Linked DNA regions of Homo sapiens: region 2 is linked to region 1. The links are chromatin loops, found by intact Hi-C in ENCODE. Cell type or tissue: heart left ventricle. All regions are shown on one strand. Each heading gives the region's core, and the rest is flanking DNA. Links, peaks and the distances in the headings are about the cores only. Region 1 overlaps NIN (ninein). Region 2 overlaps ATL1 (atlastin GTPase 1).

The links. A loop is a pair of places that touch in the nucleus more often than their neighbours do. Peaks named below come from ENCODE experiments on the same cell type or tissue, not always from the same donor. Only the 100,000 strongest peaks of a DNase experiment are listed, where the experiment ranks them.
Region 2: a loop joins it to region 1, with 3 times the contacts of the local background. A loop is called at or near these places in 2 of 110 quality-filtered maps.

The regions. Positions count from the first base shown.
Region 1 is chr14:50,746,018-50,762,394 of GRCh38, reverse strand. It overlaps NIN (ninein), which reads left to right. Exons shown (of 31, transcript NM_020921.4): 16 at 484-605; 17 at 2,036-2,538; 18 at 3,765-5,903; 19 at 7,528-7,653; 20 at 7,763-7,832; 21 at 9,662-9,877; 22 at 14,290-14,403. It overlaps LOC124903313 (a long non-coding RNA gene), which reads right to left. Exons shown (of 3, transcript XR_007064161.1): 3 at 16,319-16,377. Among named protein-coding and RNA genes, the nearest start is that of NIN, 77 kb to the left of the region's middle. RefSeq lists enhancers at 1,948-2,017, 2,068-2,217. In heart left ventricle, for the core only: no CTCF peak of the experiment used is centred there; no DNase peak of the experiment used is centred there; H3K27ac peaks cover 1,292 bases.
Region 2 is chr14:50,624,764-50,641,140 of GRCh38, reverse strand. It overlaps ATL1 (atlastin GTPase 1), which reads right to left. Exons shown (of 14, transcript NM_015915.5): 12 at 12,679-13,110; 13 at 11,132-11,146; 14 at 8,096-8,912. The coding sequence ends at 8,802. It overlaps SAV1 (salvador family WW domain containing protein 1), which reads left to right. Exons shown (of 5, transcript NM_021818.4): 4 at 248-391; 5 at 5,757-7,561. The coding sequence ends at 5,958. It also overlaps the pseudogene RN7SL452P. Among named protein-coding and RNA genes, the nearest start is that of SAV1, 35 kb to the left of the region's middle. In heart left ventricle, for the core only: no CTCF peak of the experiment used is centred there; no DNase peak of the experiment used is centred there.

The DNA.
Region 1 (16,377 bases), core at 851-8,850:
TGTTGATAGTGTGACCCATGAAGCTAACTCCTCAGGGCATCGCAGCAAGTATGCTGGCCGTTCATTTTCCTGCCACATCGTCATTCAGTATTTGTTGGATGGGTAGGAGTCTGGTTGGTTTGACCAAACTACCTCATGCTATTACCTCAATTTGCAGCATTTGCATTAGGAGGTAGCTACCTATAAGCAACAATTTCCACCCCCGCCGCCCCACCACCTACTATTCTAAGAGATGGATTCTATTAAGGTTTTTTCCACTGCCTGTACATGAAAGAATCTGTTCACCTTCATTTCTTCTTGTTTGCCCTAACGCTTGAAAAGAGAAAAGACTTCTCTTGGCCTCTGTTATTTCCTATTAGTTCACATCTCTGGTAATTCAGGCTGAAAATCATTCCTTAGTTAAACTGGATGTCCCTCCTCAGATGCCACACTGTGTTATTGAAAGAACCTGCTGCAGGATCAATGAGTCCCATGTGTTTTCAGGGCTCGGTTCTGAAGAATGCAATCCATTGAATATGAGCATTGAGGCAGAGCTGGTCATTGAACAGATGAAAGAACAACATCACAGGGACATATGTTGCCTCAGACTGGAGCTCGAAGATAAAGTAAGTCCTTCCCACCAATCCACTTCTCTAATTTCTTTTGGCTCTGACAGGCTTATGTGTGTAGGGCATTTCCAATTCTTTTTTCTCATAGAGCAGCACATTCTATGTTGGGAACCCACATCCTCAGGATGGTTTTGTAGGCTGACAGCAAGGCCCCTTTTTTCTGGAGAGTTTCTCCAAAATGTAATATCTTCAGCCCTGGCAATCATGGAACTTGAAGCTTGAAACCCATTATATTATCTCCCAATTTCTTTTTTAAAAACATCTCAGTGAAACCAAAAAAAGCCCTTTGATGTTTCATTGCCTACTAAATTAGGTACAAGTTCTGAACCTTGGCCTCTAAACTCTTCACCATGAGACTTCAACTGACGTTTCCAGTCCAGACTTCAACTGACCGTTCTTATGAGTTACCTTATCCTCCAGCTAAATTGGGTAGTTCCTAGTTGTCCATCACACTCTGTCCTCTTTTGCTTGTGCTGTTACAAACTATGCTGATATTAGTTTCTTTCTGCCTCTCGAAAGTCTACTTACCCTTCAGGATTTATATTTAATGCTGCCTCTTGCATGAAGCCATTCTTGAATTTCTCCAACTAAAATGTGATTTTTTTCCCTCCTTTGAGTCCCTGGGTTACATTGTAGCTCTTTTTTGTATACCTTTTATTTTCTGCCTCCTACTGTACTTATAGTTGTCATATCCATGTCTAGACTGGTTTCTCCTGGATAGCAGGGACCATATCTTACCCAGCGTTGTATTCCGAGGCCTGCAAGTACCTGATAGGTGTTCAATTAATATTTGAATTTAATTAAGTATTTTAAGACCCAGCAGGGTACAGTGGCTCATGCCTGTAATCTCAACATTTTGGGAGGTCGAGGTGGGCAGACCACTTGAGCCTAGGAGTTCAAGACCAGTCTGGGCAACATGGTGAGACCCCGTCTCTACCAAGAAAAAAAAATTAGGGCACGGTGGTGTGTGCCTTTAGTCCCAACTACTCAGGAGGCTGAGGTGGGAGGATTGCTTGAGCCCAGGAGATGGAGATTTCAGTGAGCCATAATTACGCCACTGCACTTCAGCTTGGGTGACAGAGTGAGAACCTGTCTCAAAAAATATATATGTTCCAAGACTCAAGTTTACAGTTGGAAAGGATGCATGGGAAGACAGAGGGTAGCTATGTGTAATGGCTGCTCAGTTCTTAATAAGGTTGTTCAGACACTAATAAAATTCAGCCACTTAAAAGAGATATGTAAACCATGCCTGACTTAAGTATCTTGCTTAAAGTGTTGAATTCAGTTACTTTAAAACAAGATAGAGAAATGAGAAATGTCTTGTAGGGAAAAAAAAAAAAAAAAAAAAAGCAATTGCTGCTCCATCACTTCACTTTCAGTGACCTTGAGCTGAGTAATCTTGTGGTGGTGTCACTCTGTGCCTTCAGGTGCGCCATTATGAAAAGCAGCTGGACGAAACCGTGGTCAGCTGCAAGAAGGCACAGGAGAACATGAAGCAAAGGCATGAGAACGAAACGCACACCTTAGAAAAACAAATAAGTGACCTTAAAAATGAAATTGCTGAACTTCAGGGGCAAGCAGCAGTGCTCAAGGAGGCACATCATGAGGCCACTTGCAGGCATGAGGAGGAGAAAAAACAACTGCAAGTGAAGCTTGAGGAGGAAAAGACTCACCTGCAGGAGAAGCTGAGGCTGCAACATGAGATGGAGCTCAAGGCTAGACTGACACAGGCTCAAGCAAGCTTTGAGCGGGAGAGGGAAGGCCTTCAGAGTAGCGCCTGGACAGAAGAGAAGGTGAGAGGCTTGACTCAGGAACTAGAGCAGTTTCACCAGGAGCAGCTGACAAGCCTGGTGGAGAAACACACTCTTGAGAAAGAGGAGTTAAGAAAAGAGCTCTTGGAAAAGCACCAAAGGGAGCTTCAGGAGGGAAGGTAAGAAAGTGAAGGGAAATGAAGCTACCTGGGGCACCATCCCTCGGGGCATTAGAAGTGCCAGTTGTGGCTGGGCGCGGTGGCTCACGCCTGTAATCCCAGCACTCTGGGAGGCCGAGGTGGGCGGATCACGAGGTCAGGAGATCGAGACCTGGCTAACATGGTGAAACCCCGTCTCTACTAAAAATACAAAAAATTAGCCGGGCGTGGTGGCGGGCGCCTGTAGTCCCAGCTACTCTGGAGGCTGAGGCAGGAGAATGGCGTGAACCCGGGAGGCGGAGCTTGCAGTGAGCCGAGATCGCGCTACTGCACTCCAGCCTGGGCGACAGAGCGAGACTCCGTCTCAAAAAAAAAAAAAAAGTGCCAGTCGCTTAAGAGACTTGAAGAAGTCAGAAGGCATAATAGCCCATTGATTGAGTAGACTCTTTTAAATATTTTTTTACTGTTTTTGCCATTATTTTGATGTGAACCTACCTTGGGATGATTGGAACTGTTTTTATTTTGTTATGTTTGTAAAAGAGGAAAGTATTCCTCGTATTAAGATTTATTCTACCTTATAAGGCTCAAGAGGAGGATAAGATTATCCCAAAAGTGGTTCCTTCCTAGTTCAATCCTGTTGCTTTCTGAGAAAAGCTATTAATAAACTGGATTCCAGGCAAGGTTACATTTCCTCCCAGAGTTAAGAAACAGCACTCCATGCTTACATTCCTCATGTGAAATCCCAGGTTTATTTGAGGGCTTTGTTTCGTCACACGCTGATTGACTTGGTGCTACTTCGTTAAGTAAGAAGCAAAAGCAGAATGAATTTGTTCATATGTGTCATTTATGTGACTGATATCCTATAACGCATGCTTAATTAAAATGAAGGAATGGTATATATTTCCCAAGTGAGGAATTAGATTAATATACATTTGGTCATTTGTCTTTGGTTTAAAAATCCATAAACAAATACATCCGGGAGTGTGCCAGAGAAATTAGTTTCTAAGATTTCCCCCTAACTCCAGAGAGAGGTAAGTCTTTTAAATGAATTATGGCTGCCAGTCTTAGCTTTCAGAAATGAGATCCCTTTCCAGTATAAATGAATCACATAGGAGTAAGTTAAGAGCATTTTTAGGGAGTATTTCAGTTGTTTGCTCAGCAGCTTTCTCAGTGCATGGGAAAATGGTTTTTGTTTGCTTCTGGAGTTGGCGGCAGTTTCAATAATGCTGTATGTTGACTATATTTAGGGAAAAAATGGAAACAGAGTGTAATAGAAGAACCTCTCAAATAGAAGCCCAGTTTCAGTCTGATTGTCAGAAAGTCACTGAGAGGTGTGAAAGCGCTCTGCAAAGCCTGGAGGGGCGCTACCGCCAAGAGCTGAAGGACCTCCAGGAACAGCAGCGTGAGGAGAAATCCCAGTGGGAATTTGAGAAGGACGAGCTCACCCAGGAGTGTGCGGAAGCCCAGGAGCTGCTGAAAGAGACTCTTAAGAGAGAGAAAACAACTTCTCTGGTCCTGACCCAGGAGAGAGAGATGCTGGAGAAAACATACAAAGAACATTTGAACAGCATGGTCGTCGAGAGACAGCAGCTACTCCAAGACCTGGAAGACCTAAGAAATGTATCTGAAACCCAGCAAAGCCTGCTGTCTGACCAGATACTTGAGCTGAAGAGCAGTCACAAAAGGGAACTGAGGGAGCGTGAGGAGGTCCTGTGCCAGGCAGGGGCTTCGGAGCAGCTGGCCAGCCAGCGGCTGGAAAGACTAGAAATGGAACATGACCAGGAAAGGCAGGAAATGATGTCCAAGCTTCTAGCCATGGAGAACATTCACAAAGCGACCTGTGAGACAGCAGATCGAGAAAGAGCCGAGATGAGCACAGAAATCTCCAGACTTCAGAGTAAAATAAAGGAAATGCAGCAGGCAACATCTCCTCTCTCAATGCTTCAGAGTGGTTGCCAGGTGATAGGAGAGGAGGAGGTGGAAGGAGATGGAGCCCTGTCCCTGCTTCAGCAAGGGGAGCAGCTGTTGGAAGAAAATGGGGACGTCCTCTTAAGCCTGCAGAGAGCTCATGAACAGGCAGTGAAGGAAAATGTGAAAATGGCTACTGAAATTTCTAGATTGCAACAGAGGCTACAAAAGTTAGAGCCAGGGTTAGTAATGTCTTCTTGTTTGGATGAGCCAGCTACTGAGTTTTTTGGAAATACTGCGGAACAAACAGAGCAGTTTTTACAGCAAAACCGAACGAAGCAAGTAGAAGGTGTGACCAGGCGGCATGTCCTAAGTGACCTGGAAGATGATGAGGTCCGGGACCTGGGAAGTACAGGGACGAGCTCTGTTCAGAGACAGGAAGTCAAAATAGAGGAGTCTGAAGCTTCAGTAGAGGGTTTTTCTGAGCTTGAAAACAGTGAAGAGACCAGGACTGAATCCTGGGAGCTGAAGAATCAGATTAGTCAGCTTCAGGAACAGCTAATGATGTTATGTGCGGACTGTGATCGAGCTTCTGAAAAGAAACAGGACCTACTTTTTGATGTTTCTGTGCTAAAAAAGAAACTGAAGATGCTTGAGAGAATCCCTGAGGCTTCTCCCAAATATAAGCTGTTGTATGAAGATGTGAGCCGAGAAAATGACTGCCTTCAGGAAGAGCTGAGAATGATGGAGACACGCTACGATGAGGCACTAGAAAATAACAAAGAACTCACTGCAGAGGTTTTCAGGTTGCAGGATGAGCTGAAGAAAATGGAGGAAGTCACTGAAACATTCCTCAGCCTGGAAAAGAGTTACGATGAGGTCAAAATAGAAAATGAGGGGCTGAATGTTCTGGTTTTGAGACTTCAAGGCAAGATTGAGAAGCTTCAGGAAAGCGTGGTCCAGCGGTGTGACTGCTGCTTATGGGAAGCCAGTTTAGAGAACCTGGAAATCGAACCTGATGGAAATATACTCCAGCTCAATCAGACACTGGAAGAGTGTGTGCCCAGGGTTAGGAGTGTACATCATGTCATAGAGGAATGTAAGCAAGAAAACCAGTACCTTGAGGGGAACACACAGCTCTTGGAAAAAGTAAAAGCACATGAAATTGCCTGGTTACATGGAACAATTCAGACACATCAAGAAAGGCCAAGAGTACAGAATCAAGTTATACTGGAGGAAAACACTACTCTCCTAGGCTTTCAAGACAAACATTTTCAGCATCAGGCCACCATAGCAGAGTTAGAACTGGAGAAAACAAAGTTACAGGAGCTGACTAGGAAGTTGAAGGAGAGAGTCACTATTTTAGTTAAGCAAAAAGATGTACTTTCTCACGGAGAAAAGGAGGAAGAGCTGAAGGCAATGATGCATGACTTGCAGATCACGTGCAGTGAGATGCAGCAAAAAGTTGAACTTCTGAGGTAATGTATGTACCTTCTAGACGTCACGAATCCCACAGAGCACCTCACCAGATCTAACTTCCACTGCTTGCCGTGCCTAGAGAAACTAACCTAGTAGTCTTCACGAAGAGAGCAGTACTCTCTAGACTTCCTTCTGCTTCTGTGCCGTATTAACAAATAAAATAACCTTGTTTAGGAGGCATTCCCTTCCGCTGTAGCAAACAAGTGTTCATATGGGGTGTGAAAGTTCACAATGGCGAGTGTTTGCTGTTTAACCATGTGCATCCTCAATGTACCTCTTTAACTTTTTTCTAGCACTTATTTCATTTAGATGGATAGGGGATTTTTTTTTTTTATTTTGCTAAGTGTTACTTTCCTCATTTTGAGGAAACATGTTATATACAAATGAATGATTTTTTGTGTATTATTAACTTAGTAGATAAGAACTCACTTCTTATGCTAATATAGAAAAAATGTTCTGTCTTTATAGTTTTGTACTCATATCACTTGAAGCACATGCTGATAACCCATAAACAGTGCAAATGGTCAGGCACCATGGCTTAAATGCCTGCAATCTCAACTGTTTGGGAGGCCAAGGCAAGAGGATTTCTTGAGGCCAGGAGTTTCCAGGCAAGCCTAGGGAACATAGCAAGACTGCCTCTACAGAAAAATAAAAAAATGTTTGCTGGGCGTGGTGGTGCACACCTGTGGTCCCAGCTACTTGGGAGGCCGAGGTGGGAGGGTTGCTTGAGCTTGAGAGGTCAAAGCTGCAGTGAGCCATGATCATGCCATTGTACTCCAGACTGGGTGACAGAGTGAGACCCTGTCTCTTTTAAAAAAAAAAAAAAAAAAAAAAAAAAAAAAGAGACAAAACAAACAGTGGAAATTTATCTTAGAACATATAATTTGAGGAGCCTCCAGATTCTAATAAATATGCTTGAAAAGCAGAGATACAAGTAGAATTAATTTGAACCACTGCCCACTTGACATTGTAAAATATAATTGCATAGTCTTCTAGCAAATTTGGTTTTTCAAAAAAAAAAAAAACTTGTAAACTATTACAGGACGTCTGAAATGTCTCTGAAATAATTTAATTCTGAATGTAGTTTTTCCTCTTCTTCAGACCATTTTTAGTCCTAAAAATCAGAATATAATGAGATGAATAAAATCACAAAGTAAACAGTGTACATATTTCATTGTGGCCCTTTGATTTCAATAGAGAATTTTCTTTCCCTAGGTACCCAGGGGCCTAAAACTAAGCTAATATAGCTTTGTAACATGGCTTATGTGTATTCAGAACAGGTAGGACTTGAGACTGAGATAAATGAAGACATTTGCTCAAAGCAGTATGCTTGCCATTGAGAAAAATCAACAACCAGAATGAGCATTGAGTCTTGATTCATTTCTCCAGGCTTAAGGGTTTTTTAGCTACACTTCTCTAACATCTTTTAGTGAAATTCTTACTTCCCAAAAGAAATGTGTCAATATGTCATAACTCGATTTCCAAATACTAAGAGACTACTAATTTAGACTTTTCTTTTTAACTGGCATTGAATACTCATCCTTTTGGAAGTTACTAGAAAATATTTTCCAAAGATGCCAGATGACTGCCTTGTAACAATTTTTTTCAATCTCTGTGCTTCAGATATGAATCTGAAAAGCTTCAACAGGAAAATTCTATTTTGAGAAATGAAATTACTACTTTAAATGAAGAAGATAGCATTTCTAACCTGAAATTAGGGACATTAAATGGATCTCAGGAAGAAATGTGGTAAGACGTATACTTACATTTTCCTAAGACATTTTTGCAAAGACTAAAATTCTTTTACTTCAGCTTTTAAAGCCTAACCATTAAATTTTATTTTCATCATTCCTTTTAGGCAAAAAACGGAAACTGTAAAACAAGAAAATGCTGCAGTTCAGAAGATGGTTGAAAATTTAAAGAAACAGGTAAGGAAATACTTAATATTTCTCAATGTTTTTTGATTCCAAAATTTTCCCATTTTTTGAAATTTATAAATTTACAGCACACGGTAATGAATAGCATATAGCTAATGATGGTAAGGTTGTAAATTCTGAATTTGAAAATGGAAACTTACCTCATACTGACTCTAAACTAGCTTCCTGTTTTATGTTAAATAATGTATATATTATTCTAGGCCCTAAGTGCTTGATAAAGCTTTATCATCAGCAGAATTGAGGAGGTGATACCTCTAAAACCATACCTACGAAATATTAGCTGTAGCCCTTGTGCAGTTTCAGTTAATGTTAGCCCTTCCTTTTTCCTCACCATGATTGAAAGCAGAAAGTTAAGGGCAGAATTTCACATATACAGAATGCCAGCTAATCAGCATATCATTTCACAGAATTACATTTTATTCAGATAGCTGGTGCCATTCAGTGCTCAATTTGTATAATCTTACAACATGCAGTTATAAAAAGGGAAGGCCATTTAAGAATCTGTCTGAAGCAGTCAAAAGACAAGGACATATTGGGAAAGAGTATTTTCAGCACTTGAAATAGACAAGGTGTTAACATCCAAAATGTATTTTGGACTCTTACAAATAAATGGGAAAATCCAGTTGAAATATAGGCAATCTATATGAATGGTCAAGTCACAGAAAAAAAAAAGAATACAAAAGATGGTTAGCCTTATTAGTGATTAGAGAAGTGCAAATTCAATAAGCGTCTTTTTTTTAACCTATTGAATTAGCAAGAAGTAAAGATTGATATCTAGTATTTAAAAGGATGTGAGGAAATGACTGTGCCCATGCATTGTTGTTAGGATTATAAGGTGGTAGCACTGTGAGGAAGACATATTAGAGATATCTGTTGAAACAATAATGAATATATATCTATATACAGATCTTCTAACCCAGCAATCCTACTTCTAAAAAATAATTCTAAATACAAAATACTACCATGTATAAATGGATTTTCTAAAAGATCCATTTAAAAGAAATAATGATTTTAAAAACTTTATGTCTATCAACGTGGGAACAGATAAATGCATTATGGAATATCTTACTACATGGAATATCCTATAGCCAGTAAAAAGTAGTATGTGGTGGTTGCTGAACACACTGACTTGGAAAGAGTCTTTTTTCCTTTTGAGACGGAGTTTCGCTCTTGTTGCCCAGGCTGGAGTGCAATGGCGCAATCTCAGCTCACTGCAACTTCTGCCCCCTGGGTTCAAGCGATTCTCCTGTCTCAGCCTCCCAAATAGCTGGGATTACAGGCACATGCCACCACACCCGGCTAATTTTTGTATTTTTAGTAGAGATGGGGTTTCATCATATTGTTCAGGCTGGTCTCGAACTCCTGACCTCAGGTGATCCGCCTGTCTCGGCGTCCCAAAGTGCTGGGATTACAGGCGTGAGCCACCGTGCCCACCTGGAAAGAGTCTTTAAGTAAGTAAGTAGAAAAAGCAAGCTGTCCAAACATAAAATTTCCAAATTTTGCTAAAGAGAAGAAAAGAATCTGTATGTGTGTATGGGTTCTGTATATGCGTAGAAAATGATCTGGAGGGACACATATCCAGCTGTGGACAATGGGCTCCCCTGTAGAGTGGGGTCAGACTGAGTGTCTCACTTCTTCATACACTTGTGAATGGAATGAATTTGTAATAATGAGTGTGTATTATTTCTGTTTTGAAATATATATATATTTTAAACTTTATATAAAGAGGGAAAAGACAATTATGTCTCTAAATCTGTTTTTTTTTTTTTTTAGCACAAGTAGGGTAACAAGTTTGAAAAACTTATTTTAATTTTAATTAGATTTCAGAATTAAAAATCAAAAACCAACAATTGGATTTGGAAAATACAGAACTTAGCCAAAAGAACTCTCAAAACCAGGAAAAACTGCAAGAACTTAATCAACGTCTAACAGAAATGCTATGCCAGAAGGAAAAAGAGCCAGGAAACAGTGCATTGGAGGAACGGGAACAAGAGAAGTTTAATCTGAAAGAAGAACTGGAACGTTGTAAAGTGCAGGTATGGCCTGTAGCCACCTGACAGCTTTTTTTGAGGAAATCCCAAGAAATAGAAGAAATGTTTGTATTAAACTTCCTTAAACATAAAGCCTTAGTAATTAAAACAGTATGGTCCTGGCACATGAATAGATAAGTAGGTAAGTGGAATAGAAAGTCTAGAATTAGACCCAAATACAAATGGAAACGTAGTGTATAACCAGGGCCACTTCTCAAACCACTGGGGTAAAGATGGACTTTTAAATTAATGGTGCCTGAACAACTGAGTAGACATTCGGAAATAGATAAAATTAGACCTATGTTTCATTCCATGCACAAGGATAAACTTAATTGGATTAGGAGACTAAATATAAAAAAAAAAAACTATACAAATATTTGAAGAAAATACGGGTGAATTTGTCTTTAACCCTGGTGTAAAGAAAGGCTATTTAACTGTAACTCAAAAACCGGAGGCAATAAAAGAAAACACTGATTATATGTTAAAAAAAGTTTACTTGGCAAAAAGATACCATAAACAAAGTTAGAAGACAGCTGACAAACTAGGAGAAAATATTCACAACATATACCACAGTGAGAAGGCCTAATATCCCTGCTAGTAAAGAACTCTTAAAAATGGAGGGACATGGGACCAAAAATTTGATAGCAAAATGGGAGAAGCATACGAACAAATAAATCATATACAAAAGATAAAAATGGGCCAGGCGTGGTGTCTCACACCTGTAATCCCAGCACTTTGGGAGGCCGAGGCAGGAGAATAGCTTGAGCCTAGGAGTTCAAGACCAGCCTGGACAACATAACAAGACTCCATCTCTACAAAAAGTTTAAAAATTGGCTGGGTGTAGTGGCACACACCTGTGGTCCTAGCTACTCAGGAAGCTGAGGCAGGAGGATCCCTTGAGGCTGTACCACTACACTCTAGCCTGGGTGAGACCCTATCTCTAAATAATAAAATAAAATTATTAAAATGGCCCTCAAATCTATGGAAAAATGTTCAGAATCACTCAAAATTAGAGAAACGCAAATTAAAACAACACTTGTATAATTTCTCACCTATAAGACTGGCATCAATTTTAAAATATGACAGCATACTCTGTTGGCAAGGCTGTGGGGAAACAGACTCTTTCATGCTTTGCTGGGAGAATACAAACTGGTACCGCCTTTTTGTAGGTGAATTTGACAATACCTAACAAAATTACATATGTACCTAGCTTTTGCCCTGGAAATCTCACTTCTAGGAATCTACCCTAAAGATACCACCGCAACAATATGAAAACTCATATGCAGAGGGTTACTCACTGCAGCACTGTTTCTAATTGCAAAATGGTGGAAACAACATAGATGCTGATGTGTAGGAGAGTAGGTGAATACATGTGGGGGTTATGTCCATACCATGAAGTAGTACTGTGCAGCTGTTCAAGAAAAAGGAAGAAAAGAAATCCTTATTTATATGAAATGATTTCCAAGACATACTGTTAAGTGAAAAAAGAAAAGTGCAAAGAAGTATCTATAGAATGCCTTTGTGTGTGTAAGAAAGGGATATTAAAAAGTACATGTCTGCTCATTTGTGCAAAAGAAACACAAGAAGGATAAACCAGAAACTAAAAAGGGAGGGTGGGAAAGGGATGGAACAGAGGAATGAGAATGCGCTAGAAGGGACGAGGAAGAACAATGACACTTCTCTGAGTTTATCTTTTCGTATAGCTCTGACTCTTAGAACCATAGTAACGTTTCACATACTCTTCACTTACCCCCAGAATAAGTGCACAAGTAAAACTAATCAATATGGTAGTGGTGGGGGAAGAAACCCAAAGGGAGCACATACATGAACAGATGAGCCTAACTGTGTTATAAATGGGTAATATAACCACACTGGGGAAGAAAACAATTCTCTTAAGTAATTCAGAAATTAATATCTTGACTGGATACTATCCAGGCTAAAGACAAGATGAACTGTATCTACATGCTATGATAATCTAGTCAGTAAACAGGATTCTCATAAGAGGTATGGGTTAGTAATTCTGAAACTACTATATGTCTTACTAGAATTGAACAAATAAGTAAATATGTTGTGAACAATAAGAACTAGATTTCTCACTGTTGGAGAAGAAGTTGCAAGTGGGGCAATGGGGAATGCTAAGATGAGCCCTCTGATGTTACATTGAGATCTGCGGTATTTGGATAAACTCATGGTTTCTAATATGTATACAAAGCTAGATAGATACAGAAACACAGATGTGTATATATGCATGGATTGCCCAGATCTTGGTTACTAAGCACCATTCTCCTATAAAAGGAACCAGGGTTCCTTGGAAAAATGATTGATTCTAGGGCTGGGGCAGAGAAAAATACAGGATAAGCCTGGAACATCTGATGGGGCCAGAAGGAAAAAGATGTTTTAAAAAAAAAGGACATGTCAAAAGGGCCTGTGTCCTGATGGCCAAAGCTGGAACAATTTGATCACCAAAATAAATGATAGTATAGAATAAAATAAATATAATTATGAAATAAACATAGACTACAATAAATACCAGCCAGGTATAGTGGCTCATGCCTGTAGTCCCAGCACTTTGTGAGGTCAAGGCAGGTGGATCACTTGAGCCCAGGAGTTTGCAACCAGCCTGGCCAACATGGTGAAACCCCATCTCTACAAAAAATACAAAAAAAATTAGTAGGGCATGGTGGCATGCCCCTATAGTCCCAGCTATTCAGGAGGCTGAGGCAGGAGAATCGCTTGAGCCTGGGAGGTCGAGGCTGCAGTGAGCCAAGATTGCACCACTGCACTTCAGCCTGGGCAACAGAGTGAGACCTTATCTCCCCACCAAAAAAACTGAATAAATAAATAAATGAGTCCATATTGATATAAAAATTTAAGCTGGGAGGGAAAACAACAGCTCTAATTCCAATTAATAAATGAAGAAGAAAATAGAAAATCATCATTAGGCAAACACCCCAGTAATAATAGTTGTAGACAAAATGCACTGATAGATGTTAAAATTAATAAGCAGAAGTTTGAGGAGAAATAGAATTTGTATAGTCTCAAAGTATCTCCTCCAAGAAAAAGACAGTAATTTTACAGTGGAGAAACATGCAAAACTTACCTTAGAAATCATGAAGTCCTTGCCCATGCCTGTGTCCTGAATGGTATTGCCTAGGTTTTCTTCTAGGGTTGTTATGGTTTTGGGTCTTACATTTAAGTCTTTAATCCATCTTGAGTTAATTTTTGTATAAAGTATAAGGAAGAGGTCCAGTTTCAGTTTTCTGCATATGGCTAGCCAGTTTTCCCAACACCATTTATTAAATAGGGAATCCTTTCCCCATTTCTTGTTTTTGTCAGGTTTGTCAAAGATCAGATGGTTGCAGATGTGTAGTGTTATTTCTGAGGCCTCTGTTCTGTTCCATTGGTCTATATATCTGTTTTGGTACCAGTACCATGCTGTTTTGGTTACTGTAGCCTTGTAGTATAGTTTGAAGTCAGGTAGCTTGATGCCCCCAGCTTTGTTCTTTTTGCTTAGGATTGTCTTGGTTATACAGGCTCCTTTTTTGTTCCATATGAAATTTAAAGTAGTTTTTTCTAATTCTGTGAAGAAAGTCAATGGTAGCTTGATGGGAATAGCACCGAATCTATAAATTACTTTGGGCAGTATGGCCATTTTCACGATATTGATTCTTCCTATCCATGAGCATGGAATGTTTTCCCATTTGTTTGTGTCCTCTCTTATTTCCTTGAGCAGTGGTTTGTAGTTCTCCTTGAAGAGGTCCTTCATGTCCCTTGTAAGTTGTATTCCTAGGTATTTTATTCTCTTTATAGCAATTGTGAATGGAAGTTCACTCATGATTTGGCTATCATTGGTATATAGGAATGCTTGTGATTTTTGCATATTGATTTTGTATCCTGAGACTTTGCTGAAGTTGCTTATCAGCTTAAGGAGATTTGGGGCTGAGACAATGGGGTTTTCTAAATACACAATCACGTCATCTGCAAACAGAGACACTCTGACTTCCTCTCTTCCTATTTGAATACCCTTTATTTCCTTCTCCTGCCTGACTGCCCTGGCCAGAATTTCCAACACTATGTTGAATAGGAGTGGTGAGAGAGGGTATCCTTGTCTTGTGCCAGTTTTCAAAGGGAATGCTTCCAGCTTTTGCCCATTATGATACTGGCTGTGGGTTTGTCATAAATAGCTCTTATTATTTGGAGATACGTTCCATCAATACCTAGTTTATTGAGAGTTTTTAGCATGATGTTGAATTTTCCATGCCATTTAAGTGGAAAGTCTTTTACGATAAAAAATGGTCATAAAACAGTGTCATTGAGTTCATATTACTGTTTCCTTAATATGGCCTTTTATGAACCTGGTAAGTTTCCCCAGCCTAAATATGTATGTCTGTTATTTGACTTTTTCATTTTTCTCTTAGTCCTCCACTTTAGTGTCTTCTCTGGAGGCGGAGCTCTCTGAAGTTAAAATACAGACCCATATTGTGCAACAGGAAAACCACCTTCTCAAAGATGAACTGGAGAAAATGAAACAGGTAAGGCTGTGTGCAGCTAAGGGGGGTTCACAGAACAATATGTACCTGGTGGGCTCCTGTTGGGCTGGTATTTCTAACCACCAGTTGTCCTTTGTACCAAGTTCTGTCAACTAGCTTGGTAGCTGAGGACATACTGCTTGGCAAAGTTGAGGACCTAAAGTGCAAAATCCTATCTGTAAAGGCTATTGCTAATTATACATGTGTCTAACTTATATATGTTGTACACTCTAAAATCCCCCCCTTTTTTTTTTTTAAGACAGTTTCCTTCTTCCCTCTGTTGCCTAGGCTGGAGTGCAGTGGTGTGATCTCAGCTCACTGCAACCTCCAGCTCCCAGGCTCAAGCAATTCTCATGCCTCAGCCCCCCGAGTAGCTGGGATTACAGGTGCCCATCACCACGCCCAGATAATTTTTGTGTTTTTAATAGAGGTGGGGTTTTGCCATGTTGGCCAGGCTGGTCTTGAATTCCTGGGTTCAAGCAATCCACCCACGTCAGCCCCCTAAAGTGCTGGGATTACAGGCGCGGGCCACTGCATCCGGCCCACTCTAAAATTCTATTATCATAAATGAATCCCAACCACTTCAGTTTAAGAAATTGTTGTTCTGTCACCCAGCCAGGTTATAAAGTAACATATGTTTGTCTAAAAGGAGGGGGACTATCTTGCTTATAACTTTTCTAATTCTGTTCACACTGATTTGTGAGGCACTGAAGAAACTGATCCTTCTGCCTTTTTCTGTAGCAACTATGAGGCATCAGTTCTAGAGCATGATGGCATGCAGTCTCATGAATGTGGCCTTCAGAAGCCTGTTTCAAAGTTTCAAACAAAGGCTTAACTTTAGGCCAGGCGCAGTGGCTCATGCCTGTAATCCCAATACTTTGGGAGGCCAAGGTGGGCAGATCACTTGAGGCCAGGAATATGAGACCAGCCTGGGCAACAGGACAAAACCATATCTCTACAAAAAAATTAGCTGGGCATAGTGGTGTGCACCTGTAGTCCCAGCTACTCAGGAGGCTGAGATGAGTGGATCACCTGAGCTCGGGAAGTCAAGCCTCCAGTGAGCTGAGATTGCGCTACTGTGCCCCTGCACTCCAGCCTGGGCGACAGAATACTCTGTCTCAAAAAAGAAAGAAAGAAAAAAGGCTTAATTTTAAATATGAAAATATGAAAGAGGTCTCAACTTAAAAATTATGTCCTCTCATGGAGAAATGCATTGTTGGAAAAAAACAATTTGCATCCTAAACATTGTCCTGTTTTCAGTATTTACAGGAGTCTTTCAATTGGAACAATCTTGATTTATGGTAGGAAAATTTAGTTGTTCCATTTTATTTGTTTACTTCAGCATCAGATTGTGATGGCACTCATATAAAATTTTCATTCTTAACATCTGTCTCTTCAACCTGTAAGCACAAAGTTGTCCTTTCCTGAATGTGGAAACATTGAGTCTATAAATCTGGTATTATGTTTATGTTGATCTGATTGACTCCTATGCGTCTTGCTTTTTTAATAGCATTATAAAACCCTCAGGGTATGTGTGTCTTTCATAATGCCTAGTATAGTACTGGTACTCAATAGGTGCTTTATAAGAACCTTTTCAAGTTAACTACTGCTATGCAAAATGCATGTTCTGCCGTGACTAGAGAAGTCGCCTGTCCATATAAACATAACAGAAGTTAAAACTCATGGGGCCTTTCTGTAGTGTGGTGAAGTATTCCAAGGCTGTTATTACCAACTTTATCCTAATTAACTTGAGCATCCTTTTTTCCTTGACTTTTTGAAAGCCTGTCTGTTGTTCAGCCTTTAGATGATAATGATTGGTTTCAAATTCATAGTATGGGAAATGTGTGCTTTGTGGCTTTGCTAAGCTGGAGAACAGAAGGAAAGGAGCAGAGCTAGGAGAAAAACAACATGATGGGGATGTCATTCAGCACGTTTTTATTGCTTTTTTTTTTTTTTTTTTAAACAAGCATTGGTATA
Region 2 (16,377 bases), core at 4,258-12,257, 120 kb after region 1:
GTTTTAAGCCTTTGTATAAAGGTTAAAACTTAGTTCCAGCTTTTTCATATCCTCCTTTGAACCTGTTTTTGAAAAGACTAAATACCAGCCAGAAGAAATATCTTAAAAATACATTACCTTTCAGGTGGTGTAAGTCAGTTTGGACAGAAGGCACACTGAAAAATGCTTAAGTATTATTTGTTCTTTATAATTTCTTGTTTAGATTTTAAGACCTTTATCCTAAAGAATGTCACTCCTTTCTTCTTAGTGTACCTCGGTATGATCAACCACCTCCTGTCACATACCAGCCACAGCAAACTGAAAGAAATCAGTCCCTTCTGGTACCTGCAAATCCATATCATACTGCAGAAATTCCTGACTGGCTTCAGGTTTACGCACGAGCCCCTGTGAAGTAAGTACATTTACAACACAAATTTGTTTGAGGAGTGAGTGAAGGGCTGAATGGAGTCTCTGGGCTGCTCGATCCAAGTAGTGTGCCATATTTTACTCTTAATAATATTCGGCTTCTAAGTAATACGTGACTTGAATAAAGGATGTCATAGTTTATAATGTGTGAAAATCATTAATTAGAAATATTAGTTCTTCAGACATTTATAGAATCTTCATTTCTTTGTGTGCGGGCCTCTGCTATTAGGGATACAAGTAAGAAACTTACATTCTCATAGGAGAAGATTAATTTGTAAATAAGTGATACAGTACTTGTGATAAAAGTAAGGACCTGGGCTTGGCACAGTGGCTCACACCTGTAATCCCAGCACTTCGGGAGGCTGAGGCAGGAGGATCTCTTAAGTCCAGGAGTTCGAGACCAGTCTAGGCAACATAACGAGAGCCCCATTTCCACAGAAAAATTTTAAAAATTAGCCAGGCTTTTTGCATGGTCTGTAGTCCCAAGTACTTGGGAGGCTGAGGTGGGAGGATAGCTTGATCTGAGGAGTTCAAGTTCAGCCTGAGCAACATAGCAGGACTCTGTCTCTATAAAAAATTTAAAAATTAGCAGCATGCTGTGGTGTATGCCTGTGATCTCAGCTACTTGGGAGGCTAAGGTGGGAGGACTGCTTGAGCCCAGGAGTTTGAGGCCGCAGTGAGCTATGCTTGTGCCACTGCACTCCAGCCTGGGTGACAGAGCATGAGAGACCCTGACTGCCCCCCTACTAGTGCCAGAAAAAGGAATGATAGCAGATGGCATTTTCTTTCCTATTTTCCTCTTTTCTTTGTCCCTTGATACCACCTGACCTACAGCTGTATGTTTGTATGCTGATTCTAAATAGTACATAATATCTGTATGCGTTTTTATTTTCCTTAAATCTGGAAGAATATGTGCCTAACTGTTAACCTTAGTATTTCTGGGGGTGGATATGGTTGAGGAGAGTTATTCTTTCTGTTGTATGTTATTTCTACTCTATAGTCATGTTTAATAAGAAATAGCATAATCTTTCCTTTTTGGGGGAAGAGATAGTACTTAAATGGAATTCCTGGTTTCTTACAGAAAGAAACAGATTCCTGAAGATTATAGTCTTTTTGAATTCTGTGGTTCTGTGAGCTAACTATAAAACTCAAGGAAACTAGCAAATAGGTTGTAATTCTTCCAAAATGGGCCAGACTGACAAAAAGGGAGCAAGTACTATACTTCTTTACTGCTTAAAAACTTAAACAAGAGGTCTGGAAGCCTGTTGCTTTCTAGTTGATTCTAATTAATGTTGCTGAAGAGGATGGAAATGGTTAATATTCTATCAACAAAGGGTGAGTGGTTATCTATGAATTAGATAATGAGAATCAATTATCACAACAAAAAGAGACATTTTTGCAAAAAAAATTTGCATGTTTCTTCCTTTTGTTTTTCAGACAATTGAGAATCTGAAATTCTTTAATCCTGAAATTCTTTAATCCTATCTCTCACAGTAATTTACCAACACAATTTTTGCATATACTTCTAAAACTTGATTTAGAAACAGACTGTGTTTTAAATTTGTATTTAATTTTTGTAAAGTTATGTTCCTGTGTCTGCTCACAAAAGTCTATAATGCTTGGTATAACTGTACTCAAGCTGAACTATAGGATAAAATTTTAAAAGTTAGGCCGGGTGCGGCGGCTCATGCCTGTAATCCCAGCCCTTTGGGAGGCTGAGGCGAGTGGATCACAAGGTCGAGAGATCGAGACCATCCTGGCTAACACAGTGAAACTCTGTATCTACTAAAAATACAAAAAATTAGCTGGGTATGGTGGCACGCGCCTGTAGTCCCAGCTACTCGGGAGGCTGAGGCAGGAGAATCATTTGAACCCGGGAGGCGGAGGTTGCAGTGAGCCAAGATTGCGCCATTGCACTCCAGCCTGGGTGACAGAGCGAGACTCCATCTCAAAATAAAATATAATAAAATAAAATTTAATCTTTGACAGCAAAAACATTGTCAAGAACATATTTACTTTCTGTTATTTCTCACACACACACCAAAACACTAGTCCTCAGCAGTGTGTGGCAGGGGTATTTTTTATTCCAGTGGCTTGGCAGTCCTGCAGTGTCACCATTGACCCTGCTCTGGATACAGGTGAAAAAGAGGGAGGAGTGGACACAGTGTTATGGCGGGTGGGTGCAGGGGACTTAGGCTACATGGTGATACCTGGAGCTGAGGATAGCAGCACTGTTGATCTTGAAGTCAGCATGCAGTGTGGACAGGTTATTTTTGGTAGCATTATAGCAACTGGCATTTGTATATATGGCTTATTTATAAGTAGTATTTGAATAGAATACTGCCCTAGGAAAAACAGAGTGAAAGAGATGCTAGAAGCATGGACTACTGGAGTGTTTTACACCCAATTTTCGGAATGATTTACCTGTGTATATACAGTATAAATGACTAAAAGTTAAACTTGTGGAAGCAAATTTCTTGGCTAGTTAAGAAGGAAAGAATGGGAGTTTATACTTTTCAGAAAAAGAAGGAACACTTAGGTGATTATAGGCAGAAGGGTAGTAACTATGTAGAAGCAACAGAGGAAAGAATTTGGAATAGGATTTCCATTCCATGCTTTGCAGTTTTTTCACATCTGTGCCCTTCTTGGAGTGCACTTTCTTCCCCCAGAAGGATTTTCTCTAATCTGATTTTGTTGCTTCTACCCATAATCGTACTCTTGATGCTGAATGCTGATTGGCAAGTCAGAAACTTGGCCAGGCATGGTGGTGCACCTGTAATCCAAGCTACTTGAGAGGCAGAGTCAGGATTGTTAGAGCTTAGGAGTTCTGGGCTGTGATGCACTATGCCAGTCGGATGTCTGTACTCTTTGGCATCAGTATGGTGACCTCCCAGGAGCAGGGACCACCAGGTTGCCTAAGGAGGGGCGAACTGGCCCAGGTTGGAAAGGGAGCAGGTTAATACTACTGTGCCGATCAGTAGTGGCATTGTGCTTGTGATTAGCCACTGCACTTCAGCCTGGGAGACATAGGAGATCTTCATCTCTTAAAAAAAAAAAAAAAAAAAAAAAAACTGACAAAATTGTTTGAAGATTTTTTCTTCCTTTAGACAAAACTTGAATACTTATACAGAATGATATTCGTGTCTTAAAAATAAGTATAATATTTACCATCTTATTTTTGTTCTTTGTTTTCCTTGCTAGAAAGTACACAGATGATAGATTAGTTTAACATTGTTGTAGTTCACCTGGTATAAATGGTAACCATCTTGACTTAGTAGACATTGCTGAATTGCCTCTTAGCTAACTCTGGGAGATTAAGATTTTTTGTTAGGAATTATGAATTTGTTTCCAAGGAGCACATAAAATCTTAAGTTACAAGAATGGTGGATGTTCTAAGAAATACCTTATAACTGTTTCTTCATGGAGGCTCATTGAGTATTTCTTACAGTATCACTCTAATTTATGTTCACAAGTGGTTGGAGTTTCCCATTAAAAAGAACAGAGCTTCCTACCAAAGAAATCTAAATCTATTAATAAATTTGCAGCTCTCAAGTAACTGAGTGAAATTGGCAGTCCAATTAAATATATTTACCTTCCAGTTTTTGCATGTTGTATTACTGACATTTCTGTTACACATACTCAAGTTGAATAGAAACATGTCAAAATGCCAAGTATAGTGGCTCACACTAACTGCTCGGTATGTTTTCTATCTCCCTTTTTTAAAATCTCATTTTAAAATATTAGACAGTCCTTTTGAAAGAAAATGGTATAATATCAAAGAACCACTGGGTAGGAAATACTATAAACGATCATTAAAAATAATGCTAGAGTTTGCAATCAAAGCTTCCTATTATGTCTGCTCTGCAGTATGATTTGAGAGGTATAATTTCGGGTATAACATGCGTTTCCCTAATTCAAGTTCTTTGTCTAGTCTTAGTGGATATTAACATTGAAAACCACTATTTTGAAGCATCTTGGTCCATAGTTCTCTTCCTTTTTGAACTTTTAGTCACTAAGCACTTTTGCAAGAGGTAAAGAGCCTCTTTAGGTTTTAGTGTTTTTCATCTTTAAAATGAGAATATTAATTACAGTGCTGTCTTCATCACATACTGAAATGGAACTATGTAGCCGACTACTAAAGGTACTACTGCTAAGCAGGGATCTACTTACCACTGAAAGACTACTAATGGTCTTCCATGATATATGTAAACAGAATCTTTTGTGAATCCTTCACCACACTGAAGCCTTCTATAGTCTACTCATTCTCTCATTTTAAAAAGTTTATTCTTTCCTTCTTTAGTTTTCCTGTTTGTTTTTTTAGATGCTGTGTACTCAGCCTCAAGAATACTTAGAGCCACGAATTGAGGGTTCCTCTTCATTTCTCCTTCTGTTTGGTTCCTTGTTTGCTGTTGTGAATAGCATTCCTCAAAAAGATGCATCAACATGAATGATGCAAATGACCATCCATTTTTGTGCATTATCATTTGCAAGCACAATATGGTCTAAAGTATTCTTAAGTTCCTGACAGTTAACTTTTGATGAACTTATAAGTAGCACAAAATATGTTCTTCAGAAATTATAGAACCACTGTAGTTTGAAATCTGTGTTCAAGGTTGTCTGGTGTTAATATTAGAATAATGGGTAATTTAAAGAAATAGGTATTCTTTAACTTAAATTGAAATGAAGTAATATTAGCAGTTTTCTCCTTTGCTTAGAAGAATTATATGTAGGCCGGGCGCGGTGGCTCCCAAAGTTAATCCCAGCACTTTGGGAGGCTGAGGTGGGCGAATAACGAGGTCAGGAGATTGAGAACCTCCTGGCCAACATGGTGAAACTCTGTCTCTACTAAAAATACAGAAGTAGCTGGGCATGGTGGCGCATGCCTGTAATCCCAGCTACTTGGGAGGCTGAGGCAGGAGAATTGCTTGAACCCGGGAGGCGGAGGTTGCAGTGAGCTGAGATCACGCCACTGCACTCCAGCCTGGTGACATAGCAAGACTCTGTCTCAAAAAAACAAACCAACAAAGAATTATATGTAAATAGCAGTTAATAACTCAGATTTTTAAAAAACTGATTTATTTATTTTTAGAAACAGGGTCTTGCTATGTTGCCCAGGCTGGCCTCAAACTCTTGGGCACAAGCAGTCCTCCCACCTCAGCCTCCCACCTCAGCCTCCCAAGTAGCTGGGACTATAATAGGCGCCACCACTGTGCCCAGTTATTTTTAATTAAAACTTATGGTTTGTTTAGTTATAAATAAAGTTGACATTTTAAAAAACAGACTAGTTTCTTGCTAGAAATACATGTTTATGTATGTGTTGTGAACATATATATGATTGTGTTTTAAAACAGATATGACCACATTCTGAAGTGGGAACTCTTCCAGCTGGCTGACCTGGATACATACCAGGGAATGCTAAAGTTGCTCTTCATGAAAGAATTGGAGCAGATTGTTAAAATGTATGAAGCATACAGACAAGCCCTTCTTACAGAGTTGGAAAACCGAAAGCAGAGACAGCAGTGGTATGCCCAACAACATGGAAAAAATTTTTGAGCTGATTTTTTAAAAATTTAAGTTTTGTAAGAGCTTTAAAATATTTTCACAGATAAAAAATTGCAAACAAGTACTCTGGTTAATAAATGCTGCTTCCTTTGTGGAAATTATAAAATTCTAACTTTACATGTATTTTGTTATTAGAAATTTTCTTTTATTGAATGAGAAAAATTAGTCTATCATTTTAAGAGCCAATATGGCAAACACTTTCAAATACTGTATATTAGGAAACTGTTTTGGTATTCTTGATGGAAAAAAACGCAGCGGAAATGTCATTATGAACAGATGTTAAATAGGAAATTATTACTTGTTAACTTCTTACAGCAGTAGTACCTTCTTTAAAAAAAAAAAAGAATCTGCGGTATTTTTTTAAAAAAAAAGTTTACCGCTGTAGTGTGAAATATTGTCTGGAAAGGGATGGTTTAAATATTACCATGATGTAGTTGAAATATAAAATAGGATTTGGAACCTTATTGTGATAAATATTTATATATGATGTATGTTTGTCTCCCCTCTCCAAAGTAAGGAACCCAGCTGGGCGTGGTGGCTCACTCCTGTAATCCCAGCATTTTGGGAGGCCGAGGTGGGTGGACCGCTTGAGTCCACGAGTTTAAGACCAGCCTGGGCAACATGGTGAAGCCCCATCTCTACAAAAAATACAAAAAAATTAGCCGGGTATGATGGTGTGTGCCTCTAGTCCCAGCTACTTGGGAGGCTGAGGTCAGAGGATGGCTTGAGCCCAAGAGGCAGAGGTTGCAGGGTCAAGATCGCACCACTTGCACTGCAGCCTGAGAGAGAGAGAGCCAGACCTTGTCTCAAAAAATAAAAAATAAAAAAATAAAAACAAAATAAGGAATCCTTTTAAAGCATGTTGAGAAAGTATTTTTTGGTATGAATGGGTGACGGGCCTTTTAATCTTTCAGGAATACATATAAGCAGGAATACTTAGCCTGTATTGGGAAGGTGCGTGAAACTCAAAGTTGCTAACATCATCTTCCTTATTTTCAGCCAGTGCTGTTACTGCATTTAGCATGGCTCTGACGAGGCAGTGGAGAGTTCCTGACAGCATAGCATACTGCCTTCTGACAGACTGGGTTAAGCTACCAAAAATGACAACCAGGGATTCAAAAAAAATTTTTGGTCATTAAATCGAATGTATATTATTACTTTTTAATTTTCTAAGTATTTATCACAGGACTTTAACACCATATATTTCCCTCCCAGTTTTTCTCCCCTTTTGGTTTAATAGTTAAAACATTTTTCATAATTAGTGCTGTACATTTGATTGCAAACAAATTGGTGATACTTCTAAACTATAACTATAAATCTCTAGAATTCTGTGAATTTCAACATTATTTGAAGTAGTTCTTCAGTTATATTTACATGTGTTGTAAATATGTAAATATACTTTTAGCTTAGGAAGTCTTCCAGAATACAAACTACTCCCAGTTAGATATCAGTGAGTTTGAATAACTGAAGAAATGTTGACAATGTTAAGTGTTTGATTTTATATAACAAGCTTATTAAATATATTTTTGTGGAAACTAAGCGCGTGGTTTTTGAGTCCATGTTTTAGACATAGTGCTGTATTTCATTTTTCTGTTCAAAAGGCCATAGACAAAGGAATCAATATAATTGAAAGGGGTAATGAAAAGGGGTATTGAAAAATGAAAGTGTGGCTAGTGGAATTTTATCACTGGGAAAAGATAATTTGCTGAACTTGTGATCAGACTTTTCTAAGATGTCAGTATATATATCTTATGAACTCCCACACTCCTCTATCTTAATTGTTCTTTCCTGTCACTTCTTACTTTATATCGCTACTTAATTATGGTGTAGCCATTTCTGTGACAGTCTTTAGAAGTTTCTCTGTTTTGGACCTCCTAGATAAGTATTACTTTTTTCATTAACACACTTTCCTTCTTCCTCTAAGAAGTCTGTTCAGTGAAACTCCACTAGAGATTTTAGTCATTAAGAACTAGAAGTTACCTAAAGGAATTAGCATGTTTTGTAAAATAGAAACTTAAGTTTGTACTGATGTCAACATTAAATAAAATGCATCTTGAGTCTAAAAAAAGAGATAAACCTTCATCATTCTATATCAGCACCTCTCATTTTCAAATTCAGTAAGCATTTGTTTTTAATCTTAGGAACCAGAGTAAACTTTAATAATAGTTCACATATTAAAAGAATAAACCTATGAAGAATACATTCTTTGTGTACCAAATGAAAAAATATACAATGCAGTGAAACTCACATATACAAAGTGATTTTTTGTGCATTTTTTATCAAGAGGTTTATATTCTATTAAACCATGTAAAAGCAATATCTGGTTTTTGATAAAGCAACTAAGGAACTCTAAAATGTGCTTAAAAATAAGATTGTGATATATATAAGATGATACAGATTAAATCCAGCCTGCTGAGTTATGATGCTGTGTTTTAACAAATGGCTAATGTGAAATAATTTAAAATTTTTTCTGTAGAAATTAAATGAGCATATCCAAACGTGGAATATCACATGATTTAATTATAACCCAGTAGTAGAATTTAGTAAATTCAAGCAGAACACGTGTACTGTTATCATAAATAGACAAATACTTTATAACAGCATTTTTGAAGAAAAATCAGGAAATTGTACATGTTAACAAAATAGTATAACCATGCATACATACATCTGCTTATTAAACACTGAAGTAAAAGAACTAATCCAGTTTGCAGTCTTCAGAGGTGTTTAGTATTTTACTCCGTTCTGATGGAAGCACTTTGAATGTTTGCATGGAGACATAAAACTGAATATTTAATTGACAATTGGTCATGCACCTGTATTTCTTAAAATTTGCATTACATTTTTTTCTTTTCTGATTGTTCAGTAGATTCCGACTTTGGTGTAGGGAAAGCTTGATGATACAGATGTCTGTGGGTTGCTGCTGCACTGTAAAGCTTGTACAAAGCCTAGAATAAAAGCATCAAAATTATAAAACATTTTATTAAACACACAGATGTAAAATTTTTTCCTTTTTAGTTTATCGTACTGTATAAAATTTAGCATGTTGAATTTGAAATCTTTTTTAATCGATATATAAATTATTATCTTAAAATTCAAAAGTATTTTCAACTCCTCAATGTGTGCATTAACACTTTTGTGTGTTGACCTGTGTGGTGAATGTTTTATTCTCAAACTGTGTTTCCTTTTACCTTGCATACCTCTTGGAGCAGTGAGCTTCTACTTTGCCCCAGGGGTGTGCTGAAAATTCAAATTGTGAATATTAGCAGTTTTAGATGAATTGTAAGACCTCATAACTTCTGATTGGCAGTAACTATTATGCATAGCTAGGCTACTTGCTTTCTGGGCTTCCAGTGTTTTCCTGAGTGGGGCCAATTTTATTCTCCATCATTTACTGATACAGTCATGCAGCTAAGCACATATGGTGTCCTTCCCCCAGCACAGTAGGATCCTTCACTTTACACGCTCTTGCCTTGTTTCCGTGACTTAGCTAATATCTTACAAACCTTATTCAAAAACATTACCTCAGCAAGCTTTCCTCATTTAAAACTACCTCTTATTGTTCTCTGTGGGTTTTTAATGATGTTTGAATCATAGGAATCTCTGTGTATTGTATATTGCTTTATATAAGTGTTCATAGATATCTTTGTTTCCTGGCCCCGTTAGCTAGTGTCTAAGATTTCATCCCCTCCTCTGACTTTCACATACTTGACAGTCAGTTACAAATGACTTGTCTGATTTAGTTCTGGAGTTCGTAAAGAGTCTTTGAATATTTTTAAAAGCTGCATAAAAGCTTGAGATCCTTTAAATAGTAATCTGTTCCCAGGAAATTCCATTAATTTTTATCATTTGTGAGTCTATACCTACTTTCTTTGGATCTGGTTTTTTTTTGTTTTTGTTTTTGTTTTTTACTTTTTGAGTTGGAATCTCACTCTCTCGCTCAGGCTGGAATGCAGTGGTGGCACGATCTTGGCTCACTGCAACCTCCTCCCAGGTTCAAGCTATTCTCTTGCCTCAGCCTCCCCAGTGGCTGGGACTACAGGTGCCTGCCACCACACCTGGCTAATTTTTTGTATTTTTAGTAGAGATGGGGCCTCACCATGTTAGCCAGGCTGGTCTCGAACTCCTGACCTAACGTGATCCGCCCACCTCAGTCTCCCAAAGTGCTGGGATTACAGGCGTGAGCCACCGCGCCTGGCCTTGATTTTCTTATGGCATTACGTCTGTATGGTACCATCTTCAGATCTGTGAATGTATATTGGTGCAACATAGTATTGTTTTCCATTATATTCTGATTCTAAGGCATTCAATTTAATTCTAATTCTCTTATATTTTTTCTTAAGCTTTGATTTACAAAGCTGAAATTTGCTTTTGCTTTTTTAATGAACTTGCTTACTGAATTTTGCATAAAATAACTTCTTATTGACTTGTAAATAGTAAATGGTATTTGATTCGAGGACATAATCCAATTATATGCCACAGTAGAAACTGAGGAAAGAATTATCTCTATAGTTGTTCAAGATCAGCTTTGCTTCCTGAAGATAATGACCTAAATGATTCCAGAGTGGTAATTTTTCTTAGTGTAACAGATGATTCCTTCGTGGATGCCTAGAGTCTTTTCTGAGATATGTAGTGTTGCACATGTGCGGTAGGAGAAATGAACACTAATTTACAGGTCAGGCCTGAGGTCTGCCAAGAAAGAATACATACTGGCCTGGGCCCTGCTTAAAGTGGTATGTATTACTGTCAGTCAAAAGCCAAAGTTGAAAACAACTTCTAAAGGTTGTAGCTACATTTAAATAAATACCCTCCAGTAGTTACATTTCCTCAGGTTTCATAACTGCTTGCTTTACTCTGCAGTACAGCAGAGTCCACCATTTCAGAGCTTAAGAATTTTGAAGTTTTCTACACATTCATGAAACAAATACTGATGATATTCAATTCTTAGTTTTTGTGTGTGTGTAGATCAAATCATACATGATGTCTAGAAAAAGTTAAATATTTTAAGACCATGTTAAAAATTCACAATTACAAATTTAAATGTTAGAAGTCACCAAAGATTGTTCTAATCTACATAAAGACATCTTTTAATGGCTTAGTCAGTTTATAAAATAATATCATAATGTTTACACATACATAGCTCTGAATTTTAAAAAATTTAACTTACCTCATTTGTACTTCCCTGTGGCAAAGGCAGATTAAAAAGAAAAAAGAAAAGTATATATCCTGCTTTATTAACAGCATTATAATCAACTTTGCTTACAATATTAATTTGTGAGCATTTCAGAACAGATACTCCTGCAGATTTTTCAGTTTAGATTACATATTTTATCAGAATCTTTGAAGAACTCAATTCTGTATTCCTCATAGGTTTTAGCATAACATAAGTCTAGGAGGGTTTTGACATTGACCTCAACCCCTCTTAAATCTTTTGTGGTTGAGGGACTATTTCAGAAAGTGGCTCAGAGGATCCAGTTTTTACTTCATTCATTTCCCATTGTGCTACCACTAGTTTATCTCAGCTAGATCCTTCAAAGGCACGTTACAATTATGTTATAAAGTATATATAAGTAGGGTTTTTTTTTTTTTTTTTGGGAGATGGAGCTTCACTCTTGTTGCCCAGGCTGGAGTGCTGTGGTGCCATCTCGGCTCAGTGCAACCTCCGCCTTCTGGGTTCAAGCGATTCTCCTGCCTCAGCCTCCCGAGTAGCTGGGATTACAGGCATGCGCCACTATGACTGGCTATTTTTGTATTTTTAGTAGAGACGGGGTTTCTCCATGTTGGCCAGGCTGGTCTCAAACTCCCGACCTCAGATGATCCGCCCACTTTGGCCTCGGAAAGTGCTGAGATTACAGGCGTGAGCCACCGCACCTGGCCATAAGTATGTTCTTAATGCTGGAAGAATTGTAGCTATTACCTGCTGCCTACAGGTACAGAGACAATCTGAAGTAATCTGATACTGCTTTTGGAAGTTTTTAACTAAAAAAGAGAATGATATGACAACTTATGATAGTGGTTCAGATAGCTCCTAACAAAGCTAATGCTAATCAAATCATAGGTTGTAAATATGAGATAATGTTAACACAAGTCATAATTAGCTAAATAAAAGCTGTTGTCTCTTACAACTTTTAATAGATATAACATTTTTAGAATAATAAAAAGTAGGCTGGGTGGCTCACGCCTATAATCCCAACGCTTTGGAAGGCTGAGGCGCGCAGATTGCTTGAGGTCAGGAGTTTGAGACCAGCCTGGCCAACATGGTGAAACCCCGTTTCTACAAAAAATACAAAAACTTAGCTGGGGATGGTGGTATGCACCTGTAGTCCCATCTACTCGAGAGGCTGAGGCACAAGAATTGCTTGAGCCTGGGAGGCGGAGGTTGCAGTGAGCTGAGATCACGCCACTGCACTCCAGCCTAGATGACAGAGCAAGACTGCCCCCCTACCCAAAAAAAGAAAAAAAAGTATATATACTACTAAACTGATGTATATTTTTTTAAATGCTGAAATGTTAACTGGAAAATAGTTGTGTAGGACTTCACATTTTACACAGTATTATATAGTTAGTTGCTTGTATCTGGGCAGGTCATAACATTCTTGATGACTGGGGCCCAATTCCTGTTGATCTGTATTTCCAACATCTAATGCAGTGGCTGGCACATGGATGACATTCAAATGTGTGCTGAATTTAGTTGTGAATTAAAGGTGTTCTTACCTGGTCCCACAGAGCTGCAGCCACCTGGTCTATTACAGCTCCCAGCTCTCGGTATTCTCCAGAGTACCGGATATATGCCCAAGTGCACAGGGTGATAAGGGTCAGTCCCATTATCATATTGCATAGGCTAGCTATGATGTCCAAACCAATGAATCCAGTCACACCAGCAATCACATATGTGATAAAGATGACTACAAACAGTGTGGCTGGGGTACGAGCTGCATGGAAGATATTTTTGCTATCATTGTGCTTGATATATTGGATGTAAAGTTCATCTATTTCACTCTCCAACTGCTGCAGGTAACGCCGGCTAAATTCTTCCCCACCCATCTTCTTCACCCCTCGGAATAGCTTCACAGATTCTTCCTTAAGTTGCAGGTGTTTGGTCTGCAAGTCATTTGGGGCCAGAAATGGTTTGTCACCACCACAAATCTGTATCAGATAGAGAAGTATTTGTTTATGCAATGCAGAGTAAAATTGGCAACTGTATCAAAATTTTTCACTTAGCTAGTTGAGTTTGTTAGAATACGTTAATAATCAGGAGCCTGCATATATGTTTTGTCAGCCCACATCTTTCCACCCCCTATCCACGAGGCATGACTATAAATGGGACTGGTATTTTATAGGTGGCTTAAAATCATTTTAAATTTTTCTCTTTTTGACATGGAAAATAATATTTATCACTTAATCCAAGTCCTTCAAGATGAAAAGACGTGTGACACAACATGAAGTGCAAACTGAGTTCATTCACAGAATGAATCCAAATCTAAGAAAACTACGTATATCCAAATTCTAGGAAATCTAACTACACTGAAGTCATGTTAACCAATGAGGTTTAATAAACAATGATCAATGCTATAAAGCTCTCAAAGTAAACTGTGAAATACATTCTTTAGCAGTTTTACTGATTTTTATTTGAATGGAGCCAATTGAGTATTTTCTTCCAGAAACTAAGTTAGGAGTATATTAAATGTTCTTGAATAACATTTTCAATTTTTTGAAAAGTTACAAGGGTAATCTCAGTTAACCATACCATTCACTTTGGTTACAGGCATGCCTCAGAGATAATACATGTTTGGTTCCAGACCACTGCAATAAGCAAGTCACATGATTTTTTTTATTTCCTAATTCATATAAAAGTTATGTTTACATTATGTAGCAGTCTAGTAAAGTGTGCAGTAGCATATCTAAAAACCATGTACATAATTTAAGAACACTTTATTGCAAAAAATGCTAAGGATCATCTGAGCCTTCAGCACATCAATCTTTTTGCTGGTGGAGGCTCTTGCCTCGATGTCGATGGCTGCTGACTGATTAGGGTGGTGTTGCTGAAGGTTGAGGTGGCTGTGGCAATTTCTTAAAATATGACAACAGTAAAGTTTGCCATATTGATAGACTTCCTTTCATGAAAGATTTCTCTGTAGCCTGGGATGCCATTTGACAGCATTTTACTCATAGTAGAACTTCTTTAAAAATTGGAGTCAATCCTCTCTAACCCTGCCAATGCTTTATCAACTAACTTTATTTCATATTTTAAAGCCCTGGAAAGGAAAAGAGTAGGGGGAAGGGGATGAAGAGAGGTTGATTAATGGGTACAAATAAAGCAGTTAGAAGAAATAAGACAGTGTTCAATAGCTCAGTAGGGTGACTGTAATTAGCAATAATCTACTGTACATTTCAAAATGGCCAGAAGAGAATAATTCGAATGTTCCTAGCATAAAGAAATATTAAGGTGATAAATACCACACTTTCCCTGATTTGATCTTTACACATTATATGGATGTATCAATTTATCATATGTACTCCAAAAATATGTACATCTATTATGTACCAATAAAAAATATTCTAAACCCTTTGTTGTCATTTCAACACTGTTCACAGCATCTTCGCTAGGAGTAGATTCCATCTCCAGAAACCACTGTCTTTGCTTATCCATAGGAAGCAACTCCTTATCCGTTAAGAGAATACAAAATTGAGTCACATCTTCAGGCTCCACTTTTAAGTTCTCTTGCTGTTTGCACCACACATGCACTTCCTTCCTCCACTGAAGTCTTGGACCCCTCTCAAAGTCATCCAGAAGGGTTGGTATCAACTTTTTCCACATTCTTGTTGATATTTTTGCCTCCTATAAACCACAGATTCTCTTCATGGCATCCAGAATGGTGAATTTCTCCTGGAAGGTTTTCAATGTACTTTGCCCAGATCCATCAAAAGAATCACTATCTATGGCAGCTATAGCCTTACAAAATGTATTTCTTATTAACTTTTGAAAGTCAAAATTACTCCTTGATCCTGGGCTGTAGAATGGATATTGTGTTAGCAGGCATGAAAACATTAATTTCCTTAAATACATCTCCATCAGCGCTCTTTGATGAATAAGGTCATTGCCAACGAGCAGTAATATTTTGAAAGGAATCTTTCTTTGTAGGTCTGAACAGTGGGCTTAAAGTATTCAGTAACCCATGCTGTAAACAGCTGTACTGTTACATAGGCTTTGTTCTTCCATTAATAGCGCACAAACGAGTAGGTATAGCATGATTTTTTTTTTCTTTTTTTTTTTTGAGACGGGTCTCACTCTGTCACCCAGGCTGGTGGTGTGATCTCGACTCATTGCAAACTCTGCCTCTTGGGTTCACGCCCTTCTCCTGCCTCAGCCTCCTGAGTACCTGGGACTACAGGTGCCCGCCTCTGCGCCCGGCTAATTTTTTGTATTTTTAGTAGAGACGGGGTTTTACCGTGGTCTCTATCTGACCTCGTGATCCACCCACCTCGGCCTCCCAAAGTGTTGGGCCTCCCAAAGTGCAGGTGTGAGCCATCGTGCCCGGCCTAGCATGATTCTTAAGTGCCTAGAATTTGGGGAATGGTAAATGAACACTGGGTTCGACTTAAAGTCACCAGCTACAAGAAAGTCAGCCTGTTCTTCCAAGCTTTGAAGCCAGGCATTGACCTCTCCTCTCTAGCTGGGAAAGTCCTGGATGGCATCTTCCAATAGAAGACTATTTCATCCATATTGAAAATCTCTGTTTACCGTGGCCACCTTCATCAATGATCTCAGGTAGATCTTCTGGATAACTTGCTGTAGCTTCTACATCAAGATTTGCTGCTTCACCTTGCACTTTATGTTACGGAGATGGCTTCTTAAACCTCATGAACCAAAAACCTCTGCTAGCTTCCAACTTTTCTTCTGCATCTTTACCAACTCTTTCAGCATTCATAGAATTGAACAGAGTTAGGGCCTTGCTCTGGATTAGGCTTTGGCTTAAGGGCATGTTGTGGCTGTTTTGATTTTCTATCCAAACTAAAGCTTTCTCTGTGTCAGCAAAAAAGCTGTTTCACTTTTTTATAATCTGTGTGTTCACTGGAGTAACACTTTTTTTCTTTTTTTTTTCAGACAGAGCCTCACTCAGTCCCCCAGGCTGGAGTGCAGTGCAGTGGTGCGATCTTGGCTCATTGCAACCTCTGCCTCCTGGGTTCAAGCGATTCTCCTGCCTCGGCCTCCCAAGTAACTGGGACTATGGGCATGTGCCACCATGCCTGGCTGATTTTTGTATTTTTAGTAGAGACAGGGTTTCACCATGTTGGCCAGGCTGGTCTCAAACTCCTGACCTCAAGTGATCCACCTGCCTCAGCCTCCCAAAGTGCTGGGATTACAGGTGTAAGCCACTGGGCCCAGCCTGGAGTTGCATTTTTAATTTCCTT